Linked DNA regions of Homo sapiens: region 2 is linked to region 1. A link is a loop called in an ENCODE intact Hi-C map of the cell type or tissue named here. Cell type or tissue: Caco-2. All regions are shown on one strand. Links, peaks and the distances in the headings refer to the core of each region. The heading gives the core; the rest is flanking DNA.

Region 1 (9,752 bases), core at 1,753-9,752:
ACACTCCTGACCTTAGGTGATCCATCTGCCTCGGCCTCCCAAAGTGCTGGGATTACAGACGTGAGCCACCGCGCCTGGCCATTTTATTTTGCTTTCCTCCATTTTCCTGCAATGTGGGAGATTTAAAAGGCAGGAGGCCCACTGGAAAGTGGGGATGCCTTTAGCTTGGGGCTGGACTCCCTGATCCTACAATGAAGTAGGGATAGCATCAGTTTCTGAATTTGCCCAATTTTAGCTTCAACCTCTCCTACATTATTTTCCTTTTGAATGGGTATCTCCATTTCTTATAAAACAGGGGTGAAATGTATGTGTTCACCTTCTAAGAAGCAAGGAGGATGTCTTAGCCAAATAGTAAATAATTTTCAGAGTTTTAGAAAAGTTTTCCAAAATACAATGTTGTATCTCCTTGGGACGGGAGGATCACACCACTGAGGTGAGGCAAGTAGTTAAAAAAAAAAAAAATCCACAGCTCCACCTTCCAGACAAAATCTACTGGGCTAATGGGGACAAATAACTTCAATTTCGGACATTAACAATTTTAGATGCTTGTTTTCCTGTATTATGTTTCTCATAAATTTTAAATACTGGATAAGAACATGGTTATACTTTTCATTTCTCATAAACACAGGTGTGTAAACTGCTAGTTTTAGCACCTTTGAATTTTATTTGTCTAGAATGGTTTCAACTTTGCCAATATCTTTTCTTGCTTATTGAACAGATGCTTTGAAAAGAGAGATATAATTTAAAACTAGAAATTAAAATAGTGTGCAGCACAGAACAAAAGTACTAAAGAAGCAATATATACATGTTTACTATTTATTTAATGCAGGTACATATTTAACTTACAAAAACCAGCACCCCATTACTGTATGTTGATATATATATTAGCTTGATAGAACAAGAAAAAAAACGGAAGGGAAAACTAGTTTCAGGTGAAACAAAAAAGAAAACGGTGTAGAGGCTGAAATAGATACAGCATTGCAACATAATAAGCAATTTTATTTCTAAATGGCGCCTTTAAATATGTCAAATAAAATTAATTCTGTTTAATGAATAAAAATCCAGTAATCGAACATATTTTATAAGCATTTGGGTAGTTGTGATTATTTTATTAAGACTTTGATATTAAACTCGTGAGAACACAGGCTTTGATAGAGATGTTTTTGAGAAATGCAAACTTTTTATATTAATTATATATAAGAACGAATTTCTCAAGTATTTACAAAGGTAATTTCCAAGTACACAATATGAGGAAGTAACAAGAAGAACAAAAAATGAGAAAACGAGTTACAGTTTCAAACGTGGAGAATTCACATTAAGAGGAAAATAATGTAATAAACGTTTTAGACATATCCTTGTAAACATCACAGATCATTTAAAAGTTTATTTCTGGTCAATATTTCCACCGATATTTTTAGGATGGAAAAATACTTTCAACGGCTACGAACAAGACTCCTCGAACCTTAGGGGAAAAATTGCATTTTAAAAGTGAATATTGCTTTAGCAAATTCTTCGGCTATTTTTCTTTTGTTTAAATGCCTTTACCTGTGTTCATTTTGTATGCCTAAGAAACCTAGAAAAATAGGGTACTGTTCTAAGTGGGAATGATTCTGTGGAAACAGTGAATTAGCCCAACAATTGGGGAGGGTTTAAAAAAAGCCCCCAAGAACCTTATAAATAATGGCAAAACCTTTTAAGTCCGACTTAAAAGAGTGAGGAGTAAGATGGCGCAGTTATACCTTCACAACCCTCTGACCCCAAAATTCACGTGTGTTCACCGGGAAGAGCCGGGAGAGCTGGTTATTTTTGTTTGTTTGTTTGAAAACACAGCTCAGGTTCAGAGGTTCCCTAACACCGAGAAAGGCACCGGTCCCGAAGAGGGCCTGCGGCCATTGTGTCCCAAGCGCAGGTGTCAAACGCCGGCCGCGGCGCCCGCAGGGTCCGTCCCGCACGCTCCTTCTCAAACAATGACTTTGCTGCCCACGAGCAGAGAAGCCTGGACTCCAGCGCAGTCCGCAGCGCGTTCGTTAAGGAGCCCAACTTCGGCTTCTTAGAATGCAGCCCACTTTCTAGACGCCCCCGGCGCACCTGCCTCGAGGCCGCGAGAAAGGCCAGCTCCGGCCGGGAGCCGGGGACCGGGAAGCGCGCAGTCCCGACCTTCCTCCCCTGCCTTTCTCTTCCAGGAGGTTTACTAGAACTCCGGGAACTCCAAAACGCGACTTTTCTTTCTCTTTGCTTTTCGTCTTAAGGGAACACGGTGGGCAAAAGAAGGGAGTGCGTGTGCCCGAGGCTTGGGAGCCCCCTGTGCAGTGACCTAGGAACCGCTAGCGATTTCTTGAAAAATTACTTTAATCAAGTCCGGCGCTCCCGGGAGCGGGGGAGGAAAGGCAGCACCCGCTCGGGACGGGAGAAAAAAGCCTCCAGGTCTGTCCCGCGTCTCCAACTCGGCGAGGGTCTCCGGCTCCCCAGTCCCTCTCCCTGCCCTGCTGGGGCCTGGGGCTTTGGGGAGGGAAGAGCGGGGCTGGGGTCTAAGGACCCTGGGCCGGGCCTGGCTCTCCGCCGGCCGGGCCTGCGGGTGTCGGCGACCCGGGGGCTCCGCGGGCGGCTCGGGCGCTCACAGAGCCCGCGTCCCGCGCCAGAGCGGTGAGGCCGCAGGGCCGCACGGGGCGCCTGGCTGGGTGCGCGCTGGGAGCGGCGAGCAGCCCCGCGCCCGCGTTTTGATCTCCTTCCCCCCTCTAAGCCGCGTTTACAACTTCACCAATGAATAACCCGCCTCTCTTTTCAACCTAATCACGGCTCTTTGTGTATCTTTCTGTTGATGATTTATAGAAATAAATTAATAACACCCCAACTCCACGTGCTGCAGTTTATGTTACGTCTCAGCTGCGGCCAGCCCGGCGCGGGGCTGGGTGCGGAGGGGCGCCCCAGGTCCTTCCAGCGCCGCGCTAGAAAGCGGGCGCCTGCGGCCGAGTGGGAGGGCCTAGGCCCTGTGGCCCCCGGTGGCCGGCGGTGGGAGCCTGGTTCATCCGCCAGGTCCTGAGCGACCTCCCCGGCAGCCCTGGCGCCCCAGCCGCTCCTAGGGGCCACTCTCTCGACCCCTCTTAGCCTCCGCGACTCACACCTTCCGCCTCGCGGAACTCTCTTGCAGGAGTTCTCTCCCGGTAGGGGAGAAATCACCTCCGGGCGGGAGAGCGACGAGGGAAGAACCTCAAACCTATGAATTATACCAAAGTGTGTTTGGGGAAAAAAAATCTACAAGTTCCCCTGATTGTTTTGGCTAGAGGGCAAACCGCCAGGCCCTCGGAGCACAAATTCAAATGCAAGGTCATATCCCACCCCAAACCGCCGCTGCGGACGTGCGGCCAAGGCTCAGCCCCGAAATCGCAGCGCTTCAGTGTCCGAAGCCACGCGATGGGCTCTGTCCTAAAGCGGAGTGGCCCGGGAGCGACGTGCTGTCTCAGGGAACCGCTCGGCTCCTTAGATAATTAGTAACCAGCTGTCAAAGTCTAGGGCGGTCGGGGAGGACCCACAAACGATCCCGGCCCTGGGGATACACTGCCAGCCGGCCTGAACTCCCGGGGAGAGGCCGGGGGTGGGCAGCGAGGTCTGGAAACGCCCTCCTTTCTCAGACTGAGACCAGATCCTCTGCGAACTGAGGTCTGAGACGCGTTCGCCCCCACACCACCGCGCTTGGTTTCTTTGGCCCCGCGCGTGTCCACCCGGACCCTGCATGGAACATGCCCTTTGCAAATCTAAACCCGCGTTGGGGATCCCGGATAATTCCGGGCCTTGCATGGGCGCGGCTAACAAGAGTGCCCACCAGGGAACTCGCCTCCCAGATCCCGGCTCCGGATGCCGCCTGTCCTTCGGCAAAGAACTGCAGGTCATCATGCAGGTCAATGTGTCCGAGGCCGACATGCGGCTTTCCAGACCCGAGGCAGGGCGCAGGAAAAATGCGCGGCCTGGGGCTTGCAGCGGCGCGAGGCTCTGCTCCCGGGAAGTCGCAGCGGTTTCACTGCACCCACTCGCACCTTCAGTCGCGTGGGCAAACCTCCCGGCAAAGGGCTCCACAGCTCCAGTTCTCCCCGGCCCAGCCCCAGCCCCGCGGGGAAAAGCCCTTGGGTCTCGGACGCTGGCCTGGGCCTGGGGAGAAGAAGCCCGGTGGGCCGCAGGGTCGTCCCGCTAAGGGATTGGGAAGGGTCCGGGTGTTGGGAGAGAAGCAGAGCGCCCCCCGGGGGACTTCTCTGGTGGGAAACGGGCTTGGCGAGTGTGGTCGGGCGCAGTGTCACTCAGGCCCGGGGCCGGGGCTCCAGGGGTTCGGGTGGGTCCCCTCCACCTCGCTCTGCGCCTACCTGAGCATCCGGTCCACCTCCGCCCGCTGCTCCGCCGCCTCCTCGGTGTTGAGCGCCTGCAGCTCCTTGAGGATGGGAGGTGTGTCATAGTCGTCGCCGTCCTCGGAGCCCTCGTCGCCGGACAAGCGGCCCTTGGCGTGGCCGTTGGTGAGAGTATGGAAGACCGGCTTGGTGTCGGGCTCGGCCCCGCTGCCAGGGGACAGGGGCAGCGTCTCCAGCTTCACCCCGAAGTTCGGGGATGGCAGCAACTCCTCCAAGGCCTGAACCAGCACCTCCTTGGTGACCCCGGAGCTCAGCAGGGCGCTCAGGAGTTCTTGCTGGAGCGACGTGAGCTTGGACACCATTTTCCAAGGACGGAAAAAGAAGGGGGTGAGGGGGTGGGTGGGTGCGAGAGAGGAGGGTGGAGGGGAGTTTCACAAGCAAACCCCAAATCCAGGAACCCCTCCACCCTTCAGCCTCCAGACACCTGTTACTCCCCGGGGTCCCGGAGGCTCCTCCGAAAGGAGTCAGAAAACTTCTAACTTGCCATGATCGCCACCATTAGGCCATATAAGATATGCAAATTAGTGGGAAGGGCCCAGCTTTCGGCTGGATGCAAATGATGGTGGGGAGGGGGAAACCCGGAGAGAGGGAGAGCCGGAGGGGCAGACCTGGAGAGCAGAAGACCTGGGCCGGGAGCGGGGCTTTGCCAGGGTCCATTGTACTCACGCTGGGGGGCTAGAGACCTTCTTTTACTGGTTCTGCTTATCAGCCAAACTTCACCTAACCTTTGGACTTGTTAAGCCAGTGCCTTGCAGCCTAGGCGCGGGGCTTTTCCACCGGTTCTCAGTTCCGCTTTAGTCCAGAGAGAAGACACTACGCTTCGGGGTTCAGGTGAGAGCCAGAGGAAGCTGGGGTGCTCGTGGAAGAAGGGGACGCAGGAGGAAGCGAAGAGTAGAGACCCTGGATGCGTCCCGGCCGACGCAGGTGGTGGGCCAGGAGAGCCCGCAGGGCGGAAGAGAAACTGACCACTTAGGAAGGGGCGCCGAGGCCACGGGGGAGGTGAGGCAGCGTTAGGTGTGGTGAGCATGCCCTGGAGGGACTCCATTTATTTCTACCTCGGTTACTACCTCCAGGCCCCAGAACCTCCCTGGCCTGGTCTGGCGGTTTGGGTTTGCAGAACTGCCCGCCAGAGAGCGTAGGCGAGGGTGAAGGAGTCCGGGAGAACTCTTGGAAAGAGACTACTTTATGGGTAGAGGGAGTAGCCAAAGTGAAGCTCCCCCAGCAGCTGGGCTGCACCGGCGCCCAGCCTGGCCACGCCACTGGGGAGCTGGACCCCTGGGGCTCCTCACTCTCCTGTTTAAACCCGGATGTCAAGGCGCCTCCGCCTTGGGGGAGGATGGTGAGGCAGAATGGTGAGGCACTAGGATGGTGAGGCACTAGGATGGTGAGGCACTAGGATGGTGAGGCAGTGAAAGCAAAGCTTGACCTGCAGCTGGGTGGACACTTGCAGCCGAGGGTCCCCCCGGCCCACTCATTTCTGGTTTATTCGTAGTTCCAGAACATCTGTGGTTCCCTGGGCCGGGGACGAGCTCTGTAGACGAGGTCACTGCAGCAGTGGCAGAAGTCTTGCACTCCTAGTACAGAAGGTGTCGACAGAGCTACTGAGGGAAAGATGTTTTTTTTCCCACTCTGGCCTGGGCCAGGTAGGAAGCCATAGGCCTTGCAGCACTATTGGAGTTTCACCTGCTTCCCCCCTGGTGACGGGCAGGAGGGGAGGGCGGCGGAAGCGCGCCCAAACCGGCAAGCTAGGACCTGACCTGTAGAAGAACAGGGAAAGGGGCTTCTTTGCTTCCACCACACACAGACCTAAAGCTTCTGGGGAGGAGCATAACGCTTCCCTTCTGGGAGCCTCAGTTTCCTCATCTGCAAAAAGAGGATACCACTGATAACCTTTTTTTGGGGGTTGTGTATATTGACTGAGGCCACTTGTGCAACCGCTTGGTCTAATAATAAAGTTCAACACTTTCTGGTCTGAGAAGACGGGAAGCCAGTTCCCAGTAGTAAAACTGAGTTACTCTGGAAACTTAGGGTATTCAGAATTGGTGATACAGTGCTGGGGTTGGAGGGATTGGGGGACTAGGGTTTCAGAATCAGCAGAAAAATTGCAAAGGAGTTTCTAAGCACATTTTCCTTCCTCTCCCACCCTTGAAAGATATCTAGGAGGAAGTAAGGTTAGGTTAGGGATAGAGAGGAATTTCAGCAGGAGGAGGAAGAGTCTAGCAGCTCTCATCTGCCTAGGGGCAGGATCTAATCTCCTAGGTGTGCAAGGGCTGATGGTGTAATTTATCAAGTCAGGCTGTTAAGGAGCTAGGATGCCTCTTAAATACAGGGTCTGCTACAGGTGCCTGGGCCACTTGTGCTGAGAGCCAGAAGGAAGCGGGATGGTTGTGTGCGTGTAGCCTGAGGAAAGTTTACACTGATCTCAGTCCCTCTTTCCCGGAGACAAGCAAATCCCAAATTCAGGAACCTCTCCATCCTTCAGCCTCCAGACACCCATTACTCCTCAGGGTGCCACAGGGAGTCATAACTTCATGAAAATGTTGGCTTTTCATTTCACCTTCTTTCCCTCTAGTTTGTTGTAATAGGTGCAAATCTTTGCTTCTCATAATTCTGCCCAATGGAAGAACATTCTCTGCCTACCCAGCTTGCCTCAAGAAGGATAATGAAGTGTTCAGAGTAAATGTCCCTGAAGAACAATCTCTTCGTCTGTCTCTCACTCGCTATCAGGATAGAAGCATCAAGTGTAATGAAGATCAGTTTCTGTGTTAAGCTGGGAAAACCCATTTAAAAAACAGCAATCACTTCTGTTGTAACAACAAAACTTTGATTGGCAGTTGCAGCTGCTGTGTGCCCCATCTGATTCCCAAGCCTCATTCTCTCTCAAAATTCAGGTGTCAGCAAACCCATTCTTCCCCACACCCCAGCTAACTATGTGAATGTGCAGGCAATTTCACACAGAGGATAGGACAAACTTCCTATGAGTGTCCAGGTATGTTTTCCAGGTAATCTGGCTATTCATATCTAGCAACTTCCTGTAATGCTCCTTCCTAGTCCTACCTTGTAATATGCCACTTTGTGCAATATAAGCGCTTATCAAGTAATTGTTCTGTACTATAGATCTTCAAACAGATTCACCAGTCCCTTCATATGGAAGTTTAAAAAGAGCTGTGTAAAGTAGACCAGCAGATAGTCTTTCAGAATGCAGTTCATAATGTTAAGTGAGCTATCTTGTAAAACTCTTCAGTTAAACTTCCCCCAAATAGAGGAAGACGGAGTAGGATTGAAATAACATCTGTTTATGCTTCACACAGAATAAAGTCGTGATGGACTGATATAATAACTCCATTTTAAAGATGGAAAAATAAGATATGGGAGAGTCTCAGGTTGCTTGTAGCCACCTCAGCAAATTAATGGAAGGGTTGAGGTTGGGGCTCAGAACTTTTGAGCAGGGTTTTAGGATGAAAGAGGAGGGTCTCTAGCTGTCATTGTTTTGAGGGATGAGAAGTTGAAAGAGGGATTCTGTGGGGGAGAGGTGGAGGATACCCAGCAGAGAATAGAGGGCAGGGTTTGGAGTAGTCAAACAGAACTAAACTTGAACCCAAGATCTGCTTCACCTGCTGTGTGACTTTTGGCATGTTACATAATCTTTCTGATCCTCAGTTTCCTCAGTGCAAAATGATAATGACACTCTACTGTGCCGGTGTGAAGATTAGGTGAGTTAGTAACCACAGGTTCCTAGAATATGGTGGGCTCTCACGTATTTAGAAAGAAGAGGCACATCTTGATAACATGCTGAGAACTGAGGCAACTGATGTCTTTAGGCTCTTATAGTCCCAGCATGTTTTTAAGAGCTACTGAATTTGAAGAGACCATATCAGTTTCATCTGCTCAAATTAGATGAATTTGCAGTTCATATCCCAAGGTTTGTTGTTCTTGTTTTTTATAGGACGTGCAATCCCTGGTATAAAATAAGTTGAAATCCAGTTGACTCATCATTCTATGAAGGTGTTCTGAGCACCATGCTGGTCATTCCACAGATTGGCAAATGTGGCTTCTGTGAACTCATCTCCCCTGGAACTTAGCAGCACAAGCGATATTTCTTTTCTGATTTGTGCATGCAATCTTTCCCCTACTTTTCACGGTTGCACTTCTTTGTTTACAGAAGAGATTCTGGTCATTTCCACCCCTGCCACTCCACTCTCCCAGCCTCTCTCATTGGTTCACAGAGTATCTAGAAGGCCTCAAAATAAAATCATCTCTAGAGTAAAACATAAATACCATCCTAACCTGTTCTGCAGGAGGTCAGGGGCCTTCTTGTTAGAGAGCAGTGTTGCAACCTGGAGAACATTCTAGACATCAGGGTCTGGAAAGAGCCTGAGGTTCTTCTTCTGGCTACAAAACCTCTTTCTGGGTGATTCATCTCCCCAAAAGTTTTGGTGAGCACCTTCTCTGGGTCTCTGATTCTACCTTTGAAAAATGGCTATTGGTCTGGATAACCATTTAGGTCCTCCAACTTTTTTTTATAATTTGAAATTCCTAAAAGGTCTTAAATTATTAGGGTGTCTACTTGCAGGCCTTCGGGCAGATGGGCCAAGAGCTCAGGCCAGACCTCTGTGTAGTAGTGGACATGAAGCCTTGACTAGCCACGAAAAAATATACCACAGAGAGCAAACCCTATGAGGGGCAGGCATCTTCTCATGTCTTACTCCTCAGTGCCTGGAGAAGTGCTGGTGCATGGTAGATGCTCAAGAAAATGCTTACTGAGTAAACGAACATGTGATTGCCTCTGGACAATACTGTTAAAACTAAATACTTGCCAGGTGTGGTGGCTCACACCTGTGATAGTTCTTTGGGAGGCCGAGGTGGGAGGATAGCTTGAGCCCAGGAGTTCAAGCAAAATAGTGAGACCCTGTCTCTACAAAAATAAAAAATAAAAAAATTAGCCAGGCATGGTAGTGCATGCTTATAGTCCTGGCTACTCAGGAGGCTGAGGTGGGAGGATCGCTTGAACCCAGGAGTCTGAGGTTCCATTGAACTATGATCGTGTCACTGCACTTCAGCCTGGGTGACAGAATGAGACCCCATTCTCTAAATAAATAAATAACTACTTTCACCAGACACGAAAGAGTATATACTGTGTGATTCCATTTATATAAAGTTAAAAAGTGGAAAAACAAATCCGTGGTGCTGGAGGTTTCTGGGGTGCTAGAAATGGTTCTATATTTTGATTGGGATGGTGGATCCATCACCAGGCTATACATGTGGGATCTGTGCATGTTGCCATATGTAAGTTATAAATTAGTATAAAGTAAATTAAATAAATTACTCCAAGTATAAAATGTAAACAGTGTGGGGCCG
Region 2 (16,319 bases), core at 4,946-12,945, 85 kb after region 1:
TACAATTCAGTGCTTTTAATATATTCACAAGGTTGTGCAACCATCACTTCTGTCTAATTCTGGGACATTTTCATTGCCCCAAAAAGAAACCCTATGACCGTGAGCAGCTGCTCCTGTTTCTCCTCCCCAGTCCCCAACAGATAAGATGGTAATCACTCATCTATTTGCTATTCTATGGATTTGCCTTTGGACATTTCATATCTGCATATGGACATTTCATATAAATGGAACCATGCAATATGTGGTCTCTTTGGTGGACTTACTTTAACTTAGCATAATGTCTCCAAGCTCTTCCATGTTATAGAATGTATTACTACTTAATTTCTTTTTATGGCCCAATATCCCATTGAATCCATTGCATAGAGATACTACAGTTATCCATTTATCAGTTGATGAATGGTTCTACTTACTTTTTTCTTTTTGAGGCAGGGTCTCATTCTGTCACCAAGGTTGGAGTGCAGTGCTCCAATCACAGCTCACTGCGGCCTCTACTTCCTGGGCTCAGGTGATCCTCCCACGTCAGCCTTCCAAGTAGTGGGGACTACAAGCACACGACACCATGCCCAGCTAATTTTTTGTATTTTTAGTAGAGATGGGGTCGCATCATGTTGCTTAGGCTGGTCTCCAATTCCTGGGCTCAAGCAATCCACCTGCCTAGGCCTCTCAGTGAAGGGATTACAGGTGTGAGCCACCACACCTGACTGGTTCTATTTACTTTCGTATTTTGTCCCTTAATATCTTTCTCCCTCCCTCTTGCCCTTCCTTCTTTCCTTCCTCTCTTCTCTAGTCCTCCTTCCTTCCCTCTCTCATTCTTTCTTTCCTCTTTCAAATACTTGTTATTCCACACCTACCATGTTATGGACACTGTAATGAACCTTCTGGTAAAGGTTCCAGACTAAAGAAAACGAAAAAGCACCATTTTAAAAAAGTTTTAAATAAATGCTTTGTTTTAAAATAGTTTTAGATTTACAGAAAAGGGCCGGGTGCGGTGGCTGACGCCTGTAATCCCCACACTTTGGGAGGCCGAGGTGGGTGGATCAACTGAGGTCAGGAGTTCGAGACCAGCCTGGCCAACATAGTGAAACCCCATCCTTACTAAAAATACAAAAATTAGCCAGGCGTGGTGGCGGGCACCTGTAATCCCAGCTACTTGGGAGACTGAGGCAAGAGAATCGCTTGAACCTGGGAAGCAGAGGTTGCAGTGAGCTGAGATTGTGCCATTGCACTTCAGCCTGGGTGACAAGAACGAAACTCTGTCTTTTTAAAGTAACTCTCTTTTTTAAGAAACTCTCGGCCGGGAGCAGTGGCTCACGCCTATAATCCCAGCACTTTGGGAGGCCGAGGCGGCTGGATCATGAGGTCAGGAGATCAAGACCATCCTGGCTAACACGGTGAAACCCTGTCTCTACTAAAAATACAAAAAATTAGCCAGGCGTGGTGGTGGGCGCCTGTAGTCCCAGCTACTTGGGAGGCTGAGGCAGGAGAATTGCTTGAACCCTGGAGGCGGAGCTTGCAGTGAGCTGAGATCGCGCCACTGCACTCCAGCCGGGGCGACAGAGCAAGACTCCATCTCAAAAAAAAAAAAAAAGATTTACAGAAAAGATGCAACAGGAGTACAGAGTTTGTGTATCTCATCCCAAGTTTCCCCTATTGTTAACATTTTACATTACTCTAGACAAGTTCAGGGTGGTGTGGCCATAGACTTACATTACTGTAGTCCATTTGTTGCAACTAAGGAGCCAGCATTGTTACACTACTGTTAACTAAACTCTACACTTTATTCATATTCCACTAATTTTTCCTAATGACTTTTTCCTATTCCTGGATCCCATCCAGGGTGCCACATTGCACTCAATCATCGTGTCTCCTTAGCCCCCCAGTCTGTGACAGTTTCTCAGGCTTTCCTTGGCTTTGGTGACCGTGACAGTTTTGAGTAGTAGGGGTGAAGTTCTTTGTAGAACATCCATTGCTTTGGGTTGTTCTGATGTTTTTCTCCTGGTTAGGCTGGGGTTACGGTTTTCTGGGGGAGGACCACCCTAGAGGTGAATAAAGGCACCATTTTTAAATTGCTGTGAGGTGCCCTGAACTAAGAAGTGAGACCAAATCTACCAGGGCTATTCAGAAAAAAATCAGAGAAATCTTACTTTTGAGGTCTTTAAATGGTAGTGGTGGGGTATAGAAGGATTCCTTGGAAATTTTTTCCTAAGGAAGTTGTTTGTTGCCTATCATCATGGTGGTGACTAAATGAGCCTTTATCTGACATATAGACAAGATTTGACATTTGTTCTTTTCCTCCCCATTGGCTCTAGAGTGTGGCCTTGGGTGAGTCAAGCCTTCTTCCTTGGCCTCTATAGAATTAGGAAGTTGGAGCTAATGACCTTGGAGGCCTCTTTCCACTGTAATGGCTTATGCTATAATAGGTGGCCCATAACTCCCCTCAACATCTGTGAATTCCAAAGTTGGGCTCCCCTCTGCTCCTCTATCAGTCCAGGCTGTTTGTATTCAGGTGACATGTGCCCCTAGGGACGTGGCCCACCCCAACCCCCTTTTCAAAGCCTTCCTTGCAGACAAACACACACACAAAAACAAGCCCTAGATATTTGCAGCATGGATCTCCACTTCGAGGCACTCAGTGAACATTCCAGGGCAGCAGTGCCCAGAGCCGGACCCCTGCCCTGGCCATCCCTGCAGCCCTGCTGACACAGCACAAGAGCCAGCATGGCCAGGGTCACAGGCAGACCTACACGCCACACCATGCTGGAGGCTCTTTCACCCCAAGGGGCTGTTTTGGTTCAGCAGCTCCTGTGTCTTGAATAAGTTAATCACTGATGACAAGAGATTAATTTATAACCGGACAGCAGACAAGATAGTTCGGGCTTTGGCGAGGTGGCACTGAACTGTGGCGCAGGGCATTGCTCAAAAGACACCTGGGTCTGCAGCTTGGTGCAGAGGCTGGGAACTTCAGATCCTCACCGGTTCCCCAGAGGCCACTTGGTCCAAAGAGAGGAAACACGTGCTGAGGACTTCTGTTTCCTCTCTCCAGCACATTTACTTGTAGAAAACATGTCCAGGCAACAGGCAGGCCCGTTAGAAAAGTCCAGTTAAGAGAGAGCACCGGCATGCCAACCCAGCCCAGGCCCATTGGAGGAAGAGGGAGAGGGGTGGGGAGAGAGGAAGTCATGGAAAGATGTGGAAGGATAGATGGGAGCCTGGGGTGAGAGCTCATTCCTACAGCCTGAGTCACCCAGCGTGTGGATTCTCCCCTCCAGCTCAGGCAGGGCTCAGGCAGGTCTTTGAGGATCTGCCCTCCCATCCCACAGGCATCCTCTCTGTTGTTTCTAACGTTAACCTCCTCATTCTGGGCTCAAAAAAGAAAAAAGATGGAAGTGCAGCATGATGTGCAGGCCTCTCTGGGGCCTGACCTTCATGCTCCAGATACTGCTTTTATATTAAGTAAGGTGACCCTTCTCTGCCACACTGGAGATGCGTGGCTGTAGATATTGGCTTTAGGGACTACTATTTCTGCCAGCTTCAGCAGTCTCCTATATCCAGCCAGGATAGTTTAGAGTTCTTAAATCAGGCCTATTTATCAAAGAAGTCCATGGCAATACTTCCCTGATGGCCATGGGACCTCAGGAGCCCACAGTCTAACTAGAGAAAGAACATGAGAAAGAGGGAGACAGGAAATGGGACTGAAAATAGGATGGAAGCTGCATGAAAAATGGGGGTGCAGAGGAACTCCTCTGGGGACTGCCAAAATATGGGCTTCTTACCTAAAAGGGCTCTGGGAGCCCAGCTGAGTGGTGGGTGACTTACGCTTGATCGTCCCCCAGGAATGGATTCTTGTCATTTGGATTCAACCCTGCTGCCCTGTCCCCATTTGTTCACCCCATGTGCACCAATGTCTCTGTCTCTGTCTTTGTTTATGTCATTCCCTTGACCCAGAATGCCCTTCCCAGCCATCAAGACCTGGCTGGGACATCATTTGTGCTGGAAAGCCTTCCACAGATCTTTATGTGGGACCTCCTTCTCTTTGGTCCCCGTGCTTCTTTGTATCTATTGCAACAGTATCTGTTGGTTCTGATAGGCAGATTCGTGTCACCTGGGGGACCTTGTTAAATACACAAATCCTAGCCCTGAATCACAATCTCTTGGGGTGGGTTTTGGGAAGCTGCTTTCATTGGTCTTCATATGTGTTTTGAATGCCTAGCCAGGGTTGGATATGTCTTTTCTGGACTGTGTCTCCTGGGGGTGGGCACAGAACTTACATCATGGTGACCACATGTCACTGTGCCCAGACAGCCTCCTAGGCCTGGCAAAAAGGGATGCAGAGTGCAAGGCCCACACCCTTTAATTCACACCATTTTAATTCATTCATAGTTCCTGCTTCATGCCCCAGACACTATGCTGGGTCCTGGGGATACAAGAGCAAAACCCAACATAGTTTGCCTTCACACGGCTTCCAGTCTAACGGGGGGAGAATAGAGGTGACTCAAATTCCCTACACCCACATAATTACAAAGTGCAGCTTGAGTGTTGTAAAGGAAAAACAAAGGTGCTCAGAGAACCTGCAATGGGGACTCTGATGTAGGCTGGGAGGTCAGGGAAGGCTGAGGAGAGCCCGAAAGGAGGGGCAGTAAAGGAGGGGAGGGGCTGGAAACAGTCTCTTACTGGGGTCTTCTCAGAACTGTGTTCATTTAGGCCAGCTGGGAGGCATTAGGGTGTAAGCTCCTCTACAGACACCCAAGATCGTTTCCCCATCTTCTCCCCACGCCTGCCCCGCCACCCAGCCTTCACTTCTGCTTTCCTGCCATCTGCTCTTGCTGTGAGCCTTTGGGAGCTGTTGTGTTTGTTAACAAAGGAAAGACCCATTTTTCCATGCTGAGTGGCTGCCTGCTAGCATATACAGTGCCTCTACTGAATTACCAAAAGGTGCACCTCCATTTGAACTGACCTAACCTTGCACTGAACACATGACTTGGCCGGTGGAGCTCAGGCTGGATTTAAGCAGCTACTCCTGCCTCCCCTACCCACTTTTGGCCCAGTGCCCTTGTGCAGTGAACAACTTGGACAACCTTCTGTAGTGGCCCTGCTGCAGTCTCCTCTTAGGCAGAAAGTTCTGGCTTCTTGGCTCACCCTCACAGCTAGAAGATTCCTTTATCCCAGAAGGAGATAATTACATCTTCTATGGCATAAATCTGTTTGGACATTTAGAGAAGAATTTATATGTATTTTCTGAAGGACTGGGTGTTTTTCTGATCTAAATTGAAATGATGATTCTTTTAAATATGATCCAAGAGAGTCCTTTCATGTGGTAATTCACACACACTCTGGCTGATAAGCCCTAGACTTGGCAAAAGGTTCAAAGCAGAAACTGGGTTCAGATGAGGCACAGGGATACTTTTTGATCTGATTTTCTTCTAGCCACTGACATTGGGAGAATTTTGGCCTCTGAGTGGCAGTGGGCCCCAAAAAGCCTGGTAAAGTAAGATCTTTTTTTTCTTTCTTTTTTTTTTTTTTTCTTTTTTGAGACAGTCTTGCCCTGTCATCCAGGCTGGAGCACAATAGTGCAGTCTCGGCTCACTGCAACCTCTGACTCCCAGGTTCAAGTGATTCTCCTGCCTCAGCCTCCTGAGTAGCTGGGATTACAGGTGCACACCACCATGCTTGGCTAATTTTTTCTTTCTTTTTTTTTTTTTTTTGTATCTTTAGTAGAGACGGGATTTCACCATGTTTGTTAGGCTGGTCTCGAACTCCTGACCTCGTGATCCACCCGCCTCGGCCTCCCAAAGTGCTGGGATTACAGGCTTTAGCCATCGCGCTGGGCCAAAATAAGATCTTTTTAAAGAAAGTCTGAAATGCCTAGAAAGAGTAGAGGAGTCCTTACTACACTTGGCTTTAGAAAAAGAAGCCTTTTCTGGGAGAAGATAACTCTCATCACACACTAAGCAAGTCAGAGGATCTGAGCTGGAGTGGCCCTTGAGAGGTATCTCATCTAGATCCTTCTTTTTACCCTTTGGAAAACTGAGGCTCAGAGAGAGGAAGTGGATTGGCTTAGGTCCCACAGTGAGTGGCAGAGCCAGGATCACACCTGACGGGTGCTTGCTTCTGCACCTGAACCTTGAGGGTCGCTGTTCCCCCACATAGTAGTGCCAACAGGGTCCCCTATGAGGATGGTGCAAGCTCAAAGGGTGGCTGTGTGTGGGAATGGTGAGAAGGGGACATCATCTAGGACCATAAATCATGGTGTCTCCTCAAGCCCAGTGTGGCCCCTCCTCTTCCAGATACAGAAAGCTGCTTCTGCTACTTAAGGGACAGGCATCATCTTCAAGAGGTAACACTAGGAATAGAATGAGAACTGGGAGTGGTGGAAGCGGAAGACAGAAGCTGATCTTATGGACACAGAAGAGTATGTAAGTGAATCACAGGCCATATCACAGTTTCATCAGTGATTATAATAATTGGTTTTGGGCTGGGGGAGTATTGGTTGTCAAAGTGACATCCTCTTTTAGGTGCCATATTTTTCCATGTCTGACGTCGGAAAAAGCACTTTCAGTTGTGAGGATAAGATGAGCTCACAGGTGCTCAGGAAATGGCAGCATCTCTTGAGAGATTCTGTTAAGGAAAGTGGAGGAGGAAGGGAACTAGATATAAATCTTCTCCTTTAATACTTTCAGGAGGTATGGTTCTCCTTATCTCACTGAAAAGGAAACAGGGCAAATTTCCTGCCCAAGGTCACACAGCCCAAATGTAGGGAAGCTCAGCTCTTCTGATTCTGGGCCATTCCCCCCACTTCACCTTGCAGTGCCATGCTAGCTTCTCTTAGACTTACCGTTAATTTCCATCAGTTTCAGCTGACTCATCCTTTCCTCCCAGGCCCTGAGACCACACCCAGGGTTGTTTGTTTTTAACTCTAAGATCATCCTGTTTTCCATAGGCCTGAGCTCCATCAGCAAGCCAGGACCCTCTTCTGATCCATACTCCAAAGTCAGCATAAACATCTCCAGCCAAAGCTGTTCCTTGTTCTGTCAGTAACACAGTTCCCGAGGAGACCAGGGCCTCTTTCCTTCCGTTGTCTCCTGGTTGCTCTGCTTCTGGTGACGAAACAGGGGCAGCGTCAAATGAAGAACATCATCTGTCCTACAGACTAGGCAACTGTGAATTTTTCATCAATCCTGATTTCTCTAATGAATTGCAACATGCTCTAACTCCAACATTCAAAATTCAACATTTCCATTCCCTATTTGTTAAGGGTGCAGGTGAATATGAAAAGGCAAATTCAAAAGGTGAACTTTCCTATCTCTGAAGGGCACATGCAGGAGCCTGAACCCGGCTGGGAGCCAGGAGACCTGCATTTTGGTCCTGACTCCCTCCCTGCTGCCTGTGTGCTCTTGGGCAAGTTGCTTAATCATTCTGGGTTTACGTGCTTGTTAAGGACTCTTTCAGTGCAAATATTTTATAATTATAAACACTGAGAAGATCCTGTCAATAATGTAGTTCCTTTGTCATGCTAAATGTCACACATGCATCATGGCCTATGATACCTGATGAGTTTAGAATTTTTTCTTGATTGGAACAGGGATGGGTGTTTAAAACAAAAGACTTGAGTCCTTTCCAGCTGGGGCCCTGAGTCTGTGGGTTTGGTAAGTCAATTAGGCTGCAGAGTCACAAGTAGTTTACCTTGTCAAAATACTAGCCATTTGTTTAAAATCAAATCCTCAAGATGGAGTGGTATTTCCAAACTCCACTGAGTTGGAGCCTCAGAACTAGAGAACTGGATAATGGAGTTAGTCCAGCACATACTTCTGCTTTGCTAATACCTTCCGTTTTTGTCTAGTACCCCTTGGTAGTGAAATATCTGTTCTGGGTCTTTCCAAGGACAACCACATCCGAGTGGGGAGAAGGCCGACATTCAGGGTGCTGGAAGGGTGGGGTGGCATGATTCAGATCAACAGGGCTGACTTTCCACTGTTTCACCTCACTTGCACTGTAGCCACCAGTTCTGGGACTCCTCAGTTGACAGATGTGGAGACCCAGAGTCAAGGAATGATGTCCCCTAGGACCCCTGGGGAATTTGACACAACCACAGTCAGCACCTGGCTGCCATCAGCCTAAGGCTGTCACTCGAGAGGGCTTCCTCTCCAGATGAATACAAGCTGACTTGAAGGGTAAAAGAGTCTAAAAAACATACGATTATCTTAAGAACAACTTTAACACATGTAAATAAAGACCCATAGATTTTTATTTCTATTTTCAGTCAAACACATATCAAAACCCGGCATGTTTTCAAACACCACGGCGGATACTTGATTTGTATTTCCTGAAGCCACCCCAGTGAGCCACTCTGAAATAAATTAAAAAGAATGGTCAAGGCTGAATGCACACTGAGGTTTCCATGTGCTCAGCTCAGCAGATTCAGGTATGACCCCTACAGAGCTTGGACTCTGAACTGGCACTGACATTCTCTACGCTCAGCGACCATTTCACACAATGAATTCATCTGTGTAATTGTGCCTAGCTGTCCCCAGATTAACTCCATGTTTGCATGAAGATCAAAATGCTTACTTTTCAAAGTTTGGTTTTCTTCCATTTCTGTCTTATCTGGGGAGGCATTCATGCTTGGAATTTCCTGGGCTTTTCTTTTTTAAATCTCATGGAGAGACTGAGAGTGTTAAGGGGGAAAGAGTAGCAGGCAGGGGCAGGGGGCTTGCCTTTTATTGTTCTTTTTTTGAAACAACAATTGGCAATTTTTCTTCACTGTTTTAGTGTTCTCTTGTTAAAGACAACCCAGACCTCAGAGTAATAGCATTCTTGCTTGCCCCCACCCCTAAATCCTACCTTAGTCAGAACATGAGCTAGAATTCTGCATCATTAAAAAAAAATTCAGCCGAGGCAGGTAGATCATGAGGTCAGGAGTTCGAGACCAGCCTGGCCAACATAGTGAAACACCGTCTCTACTAAAAATACAAAAACTAGCCAAGTGTGGTGGCACGTACCTGTAGTCCCAGCTACTTGGGAGGCTGAGTCTGGAGAATCGCTTGAACCCGGGAGGCAGATGTTGCAGTGAGCCGAGATTGTGCCATTGCACTCCAGCCTGGGTGACAAGCGAGACTTCATCTCAAAAAAAAAAAAAAAAATTCGATTGGGTTGTCAGTTACATAAAGAGTGCACGACTGAAGTACCTACCTTGATAAGTACTTATGTCTGCTTTGCTTATACCTTCCGTTTTTGTCTAGTACCACTTGGTGATGAAACGTCTGTTCTGGGTCTTTCCAAGGACAACCACATCTGAGTGGGAAGAAGGCTGACATTTGGGGCGCTGGTAAGGTGGGGTGGCATGATTCAAATCAGCAGGGCTGACTTTCCACTGTTTCACCTCACTTGAGCTGTTCTAGGAGAAATATTGGAAGGCATGCTGCACCTTTCTTCACAATGGGATCGGCAGGTGAAAGCAAGACATTTGAATGGAGTGGAGTGTTTCACTTAATCATTAGCACTGCTGACATCAATAAAAAACAAATAATGCATATCATCAGCATGAGCACCTACAGTGAGTGGAAAGGAGGCCAGGTTCTTAGTAAGCTTTATGATGAGGTAGGGGACAGATGGGATTCAAAGCGGAGCCGAGGAAGCAGTGTGGCTTGTATTTCAGCTGCAGCGTACAATTATTTTTGTGGTCGAAGAATCCAAACTGCGCCAGCTATTTCAAAACAACATCAGGAGGGCAGAGGTGTGTTTTCCAGCATCCCCAATGGGTGCCAGGAGACAGCCTTGAGAACAAACACATCTTTTCTTGAAATAGGAAGCCAACTATTTAGCTTATGCAAGTAATACTATAAAAAGGCATTGTAAGTTGACTTGCAGCTCCTGAGCTTTGGACCAACCTCTAGACTTGTTTCAAAAGGCTCTTTCTGGAGGAAGAAAAGTCCTGAGGCTCTCAGGTCAAGCCCTGGCTCCAACAACAATTTAAATCAAGTAAAAGCCTCCTTCGCCTATAGGTTGAACCAGCCCAGGCAAACACCATTAAGACAGCTTCCAAACAAAGATGACAATATTACCATTTCAGCCTGAACCTGGTTTCAAAATTCATTTTGTGAAATGTTTAAAGTTGGACAAGCCAAGCAGAACTATAGCATTAATGAGACCCTAATGAAAATTCATGCATTCAACTCATTCATTCAACAAATATTGAGTGGGATGTGCCAATATCTATTGACTGGGAATGTGTAGTATGACTCCCTGGCATCATTAAATGTGAATGTGAATGCAAGAGCAGCTGGTATGGTTGTGCTTTCTTCACAAATTTTGTTCAGCTACACAGGATCAGGTGCCAAATAAGCAGAGTTGGATTTAACCAGGGCTGTGGTTTCGGCAAAGCAGCGTGAAGTGAAGGAAGAGAGAGTTGAGGATATGCAAGGAAGTGATGGAGATGAATAATTATGGGATTGAAAAGTGAATTTTATTTTATGTTTTTGAGACAGGATCTCTCTCTGTCATCCAGGCTAGAGTGCAGTAGCGGGAATATGGCTCACTGCAGCCTTGACCTCCTGGGCTCGAGTGATCCTCCCACCGCAGCCTCCTGAGTAGCTGGGACCACAGGTGTGTGCCACCACTCCTGGCTCATTTTTGTATATTTTGTAGAGATGGGTTTTCATCACATTGCCCAGGCTGGTCTTCAACTCCTGGGCTCAAGTGATCTGCCTGCCTTGGCCTCCCAATGTGCCGGGATTATAGGCGTCAGCCACTGTGTCTGGACTGAAAAGTGAATTTTATTGAAAAATAATTTTGTTTTTTAATGAGTAATAGTCTTGGGTTTTACTTGCATTCTAAGCCTAACACTGCCATCTACGAGCTGAGTGATCTGAAGCAAGTCACGCTTCCTCTCTGGGACCAAGTCACTTCTATAAAATGAGGTGGCTGGACCAGGAGCACTAGAAGATAGAGAGGATCTGTATATGATTGAATGAGTCATATGAGGTCCCTCCTGCTGAAGGTCATGGGTCCAGTTTTCTTTCTGCTTTAGTAGACTGGGAGCAGTAAGTATAGGATCAGTTTTTTGTTTGTTTTTTGTTTTTGGTTGTCTTTTGTTGTTGTTGTTGTTGTTGTTGAGACGGAGTCTCGCTCTGTCACCCAGGCTGGAGTGCAGTGGTGCGATCTCGGCTCACTGCAAGCTCCGCCTCCCAGGTTCAAGTGATTCTCCCGCCTCAGCCTCCCGAGTAGCTGGGACTACAGGCGCCTGCCACCACACCCAGCTAATTTTTTGTCTTTTTAGTAGAGACGGGGTTTCACTGTGTTAGCCAGGATGGTCTCGATCTCCTGACCTCGTGATCTGCCCACCTTGGCCTCCCAATGTGCTGGAATTGCAGGTGTGAGCCACCATGCCCGGCCTGTTCTTTCTTTTTTACTGGGGTGCAGAAAGAAACAAGACTCAAGGGCTTGTCAAAACTTCTATGCATGTGAAATGATAGAAGTTCACTTAACAAGAAGCGGCAGTGACCAAATGACTCAGCACCCGATTTCCACCGCATGGTCTCTTGAACAGCCGCGAGAAGACTAAAGCCTTCTAAGCACTTCCGGTGGAAGGATGGGCCACAGGCCAGCAACATGGGCAGGACCTGGGAGCATGTTAGATGTGCAGAATCTCAAGCCCCATCCCAGACCTACTGGATCAGCATCTGCATGCTAAGCAGGTGATCATGCACATGTTAAAGTGTAAGAAGCCCTGCTCTAACTGCCCCATCCCGTGGTGCAATGAGGCTCGGTGTCCCCACAGAGCAGTCAGCAAGCCAAGGTATAGTTATGGGAAGACTCATGCCAGGTAGGACTGCGGAGCTGGGGTGAGTGACATGGGCACAGGCCTCTGCAGAAGCTTAGCTCTGGTTCCCCTAGCAGCAGCAGCTCAATTTGGAGGGACTGAAGGGGAGGGGGTATTGGATGGTGGTGTTTCTGTTTCACTTTACTGTCCCACTGACACTAGCACTGGCGGGAGAGATTTTCTCTATAATCTGCTGAAACCTGAGAAGGAATCTGCAAGAATAAACAGAGCCTTTAGAGCTTACCAATTCTGATATTTGGAGGCCTTTGCAAGGTTTAATTCAATTTATTATTTATTGATGACCTACCGTGTGCCAGATATCAGGAATACAAAGAGAATAAAATGTCCTAGTGTTGTATTGGGAAGGGAGGGTCACATTCTTGCATGTGTCTGTGTTTGGAGATGAGATGAGTCGGGGGCAAACCTGCAGCAATAGAGCAACTGCATGCCCAGTGTCACCTGGGTCCCGAGGGGCAGGACGAAAAACAGGTTAAGGAAGGCTTCCTGGAAGAGGTGGCTCCTAAGCTGTTAAGTAGGCTAAGAAATGCTCTGTGCATGAGCTAACCCATTCCATACACTCACCACACACACTCACTCACATGCACTCACACACAAACTCCCACCCACACACATCCACATCCACACACACACTCACATGCATGTATATCTACTCCATCCACACACACACTCACATGCACTCACATACAATCTCCCACCCACACTCACAATCCGCATCCACACACACACTCACAGCATGTATACGTACTCCATCCACACACACATATAGGCACATTCACACCCACCCACATATGTGCACATGCACCTACACACACACACACCACACATTGTAGTCTTTCTGGGGAAACAGAGAAAGTCACTCTTTTGAAGAACCTCAGAAACTGCACAATAAGAGCTCTTCTTAATTTGCCACCAAAACTCAGATAAAGTTGAAGGTCTAACTTCCAAGAAGATCTTCTAGACTGTTTTCCAGATTGTTATAAATGCACCTTCAGACATGAAGGAGCACCTCACGGTTGCACTCAGATACCTCCTGGGATGTGATTTAGTCTTGATGATTATCGTTACATGTCACTGAATATAGTTTGATGAAAACGTTTTAGGGAAACAAGTTTTCAGAAACTGTCCCCAGATTTATTATAGTAGTCGTCAACTCTGAGGATGCATTTTTTGACTGGGCAACTATTGTTGGGGGTCTTATACCTGACTTGGAGAGGTGTGTTTGTGCCTTTTAGGTAAGATGGGGAATAGAGGGTCCCCAGACTTAAGAGCTATGTGTGATATTTGAGATAAATTGATCCTTAACATTTTTCCCAAGTCAGAGTTCTCATTATTTGTCTCCTAGATGCCAATAGAGTAAAATGCAAAATGGCTCACCACATGGTCAAAGCCCCTCCCTTTCAACTGGCCACATCCTGGCTTTCCCATGCTCTTTCTACTGAACCAAGCTCTGTGTTCCAAGAAATCACCCTGTCCTCAAATCTCTGTACCTTGTTCTCTGCCGAAGCCATGCCCAAGCAGTTCCCTTTGCCTGGTATGTTTCGCTCTCCCATTTCCCCGCAATACTGCCTGTCAACCTCTTCAATGAGAAGTTCCAGCCCCACCTTCTAGAAGCTTCCAGAAGCCAGTATTGGGCTTTGGCATTAAACAGCCTGTAACAAGGAATGATCCTGCCCCAAATGTCGCTAGTGCCAGGTTGAGTCACTCTGTCATTGACAGGGTAGACTCTGAGTATGTGGGTCCTTTTGAGCCCGTTTTCTAATCTTTAAAAAAAGAGGGAGGGGAAAATATTTACTTCACACTTTTATTTAGTTTTTCAAAGATTAAATGAGATAATGCTAGTGAGTTTCACTAGCATATAGGAGATAGTCAAGAAATATTTCAGTGGATAATGGCATTTCTCTCCTGATCAAGTTGGATTAACCCTCTCTTTTCTACAGTCTGGAACGTTCTGTACCTTACATAGCTGCCTTGGATCTGAGGTTTCTGTGTTTGTGAGGCGGGCTTATCTTGGTCTCTTGCCTGGTGACTTTAGCATAATCCTTGCTCAAAACGTTAAATTAAATGAAATAGATTCTTTGGGTATCACTCTTTTTTTCTGCGAAATTCCTTCTAACAGCCGCTGAGCCTGAAGACAACAAAAGCTGCCCAGACTTTTCTCCTGGGCTCCAGCCCCTCCTGTCTGCCTGCTCAAAGGAATCTCAGCGCGCAGGTCTCACAGGCACCTCAAATCCAGCCTGTGTAAACCTGAGCTGCCTGTGTACACACTCCTATATCCTAGAACCATGGTTCTCAAATGTGGGTGTTTTTGCCCCCCAGGTTACATTTGGCAGGGTCTGGGGATATTTTTGTTTGTCACAACTAAGACAGATGGTCCTTCGTGGAGTCTTGTAGACAGAGGTCGGGGGTGCTGCTGAACATCCCACAATGCATAGGACAGTCTCCATTACAAGGAATGATCCTGCCCCAGGTGTCACTAGTGCCGGGTTGAGAAATCCTGATCTAGAGGGAGACTTTACCTGGTAGGTCAGGCCATGGTACCGCTCTGCTCACAATCCCCCATGGCTCCCACATCACTCAGAGTAAGATGCATACCCTCCGGGTGGAGGACACGGCCTGCAGGGTTCCACTTCCCAACCTGCTGAGCCCCGACTTATCATCGCCCTCTCTCCCTTTCCTCCACCCCTTCTCCTCTTTCCTGCCTTGCTTGTCTGCCCTGCCTCCCACCGTGCCTCCACTACGCCTGCCTCAGAGCCTCGCACCAACGTTCCCTCTGCTTGGAATGCTCTTCCCTCAGTCACCCAAGTTCATCCCTTGCTGCCTTCAAGTCTCTGCTCACATGTCACCTTTCCTGCAAGGCCATGCCTGCCCACCCCTTTTAAAGCCGCAGCCCTTCCAGGCATGCCATCCTTCTTGCTTGCTATAGGTTTTTCCATTGCACTGATCACCTTACAAATGGGTTTATTTATTGTATAATTTTCTCTTCCCACTAGAGTGTAAGAGCTACAGGAAAGGGATATTTTTGTTTTGTTCACTGATATTTCCCACTGCCTAGTGCTCAAAAAATATTTGCTGAATAAGTGAATAAATCAGTATCATACTGTCCCCAACTTGCTCATCTTACCTCTATTTTGTAACTGATCTATGTAACCACCACTTAGCTGACATCCTAGTGTCAGAACCCAAACTTGAGTCTTCCCTTTCTCTGTCTTTTTTATTTTTTGAGATGGGGTCTCACTTCTCACTATGTTGCCTAGGCTGGACTTGAACTCCTGGGCTCGGGCGATCCTCCCACCTCAGCCTCCCAAGTAGCTGGGACTATAGGTAGGCACCATTGCACCCAGCTTCTCTCTTTCACAGCTTTATTGAGATATAATTCACATAAAATAGAATTTATCCATTTAAAGAGTACAATTCAATGGGTTTTGGTATATCATAGTTACGCAAACAACACTGCAACAATCTTTGAATATTTTCTTTCTTTCTTTTTTTTTTTTTTTTTTTGAGACAGCTTCTTGCTCTGTCACCCAGGCTGCAGTGCACTGGCGCAATCTCGGCTCACTGCAACCTCCGCCTCTCAGGCTCAAACGATTCTCCTGCCTCAGCCTCCTGAGTAGCTGGGATTACAGACACATGCAACTACACCCAGCTAATTTTTTGTATTTTCAGTAGAGATGGGATTTCACTATGTTAGCTAGGCTGGTCTCTAACTCCTGAGCTCAGGTGATCTGCCTGCCTCGGCCTCCCAAAGTGCTAGGATTACAGGCACGAGCCATTGTGCCCAGCCCAAATATTTTCATTATCCTCGAAGAAACCCCATATTCCTTAAACATCGCCCTCCAGCTCCCCCACCCCCACCGCCATTTCTCCTCATCTCTGGCAACTACTGATCTATGTGCTGACTCCATGGGTTCTCCTGTTCTGGACATTTCATGTCAATGGACTCATACAACATTCTTCACTGGCTTCTTTGACTTAGCACACTGTGTTCCAGGTTCATCCATGTTTTTGCCTATATTAGTATTGCATTATTTTTATAGCCAAATACTATTCCATTGCATACAGGCACAGCATTCTGTTTATCCATGTATCACTTGATGGGCATTTGGGTTACTTCCAGTTTGGGGCTACTATAAAAATGCTGCTTTGGGCTGGGCGCAGTGGCTCACACCTGTAATCCCAGAACTTTGGGAGTCTGAGGTGGGCGGATCACTTGAAGCCAGAAGTTCAAGACCAGCCTGGCTAACATGGTGAAACCCTGTCTTTACTAGAAATACAAAAATTAGCTGGGTGTGGTGGTGCGTGCCTGTAATTCCAGCTACTCAGGAGGCTGAGGCACAAGAATCACTTGAGGTTGCAGTGAGCGGAGATCAGACCACTGAACTCCAGCCTGGGTGACAGAGCCAGACTCTGTCCCCCTGCCTCAAAAAAAAAAAAAAGAAAAGAAAAGAAAAAAAACCGCTGCTCTGAACATGCTTGTCCATGT

The links. Peaks named below come from ENCODE experiments on the same cell type or tissue, not always from the same donor. Only the 100,000 strongest peaks of a DNase experiment are listed, where the experiment ranks them.
Region 2: it touches region 1 in a loop (6-fold over the local background); 2 of 110 quality-filtered maps call a loop at or near these places.

The regions. Positions count from the first base shown.
Region 1 is chr17:37,740,189-37,749,940 of GRCh38, forward strand. HNF1B (HNF1 homeobox B) reads right to left here and starts at 4,871. Exons shown (of 9, transcript NM_000458.4): 1 at 4,353-4,871. The coding sequence starts at 4,696. RefSeq lists enhancers at 1,455-1,957, 1,958-2,462. In Caco-2, for the core only: no CTCF peak of the experiment used is centred there; DNase peaks (open chromatin) are centred at 2,773, 3,483, 4,353, 4,983 and 5 weaker places; H3K4me3 peaks cover 5,207 bases.
Region 2 is chr17:37,821,871-37,838,189 of GRCh38, forward strand. No RefSeq gene overlaps it. Among named protein-coding and RNA genes, the nearest start is that of HNF1B, 85 kb to the left of the region's middle. RefSeq lists enhancers at 2,919-3,213, 2,971-3,718, 4,468-5,215. In Caco-2, for the core only: no CTCF peak of the experiment used is centred there; a DNase peak (open chromatin) is centred at 8,461.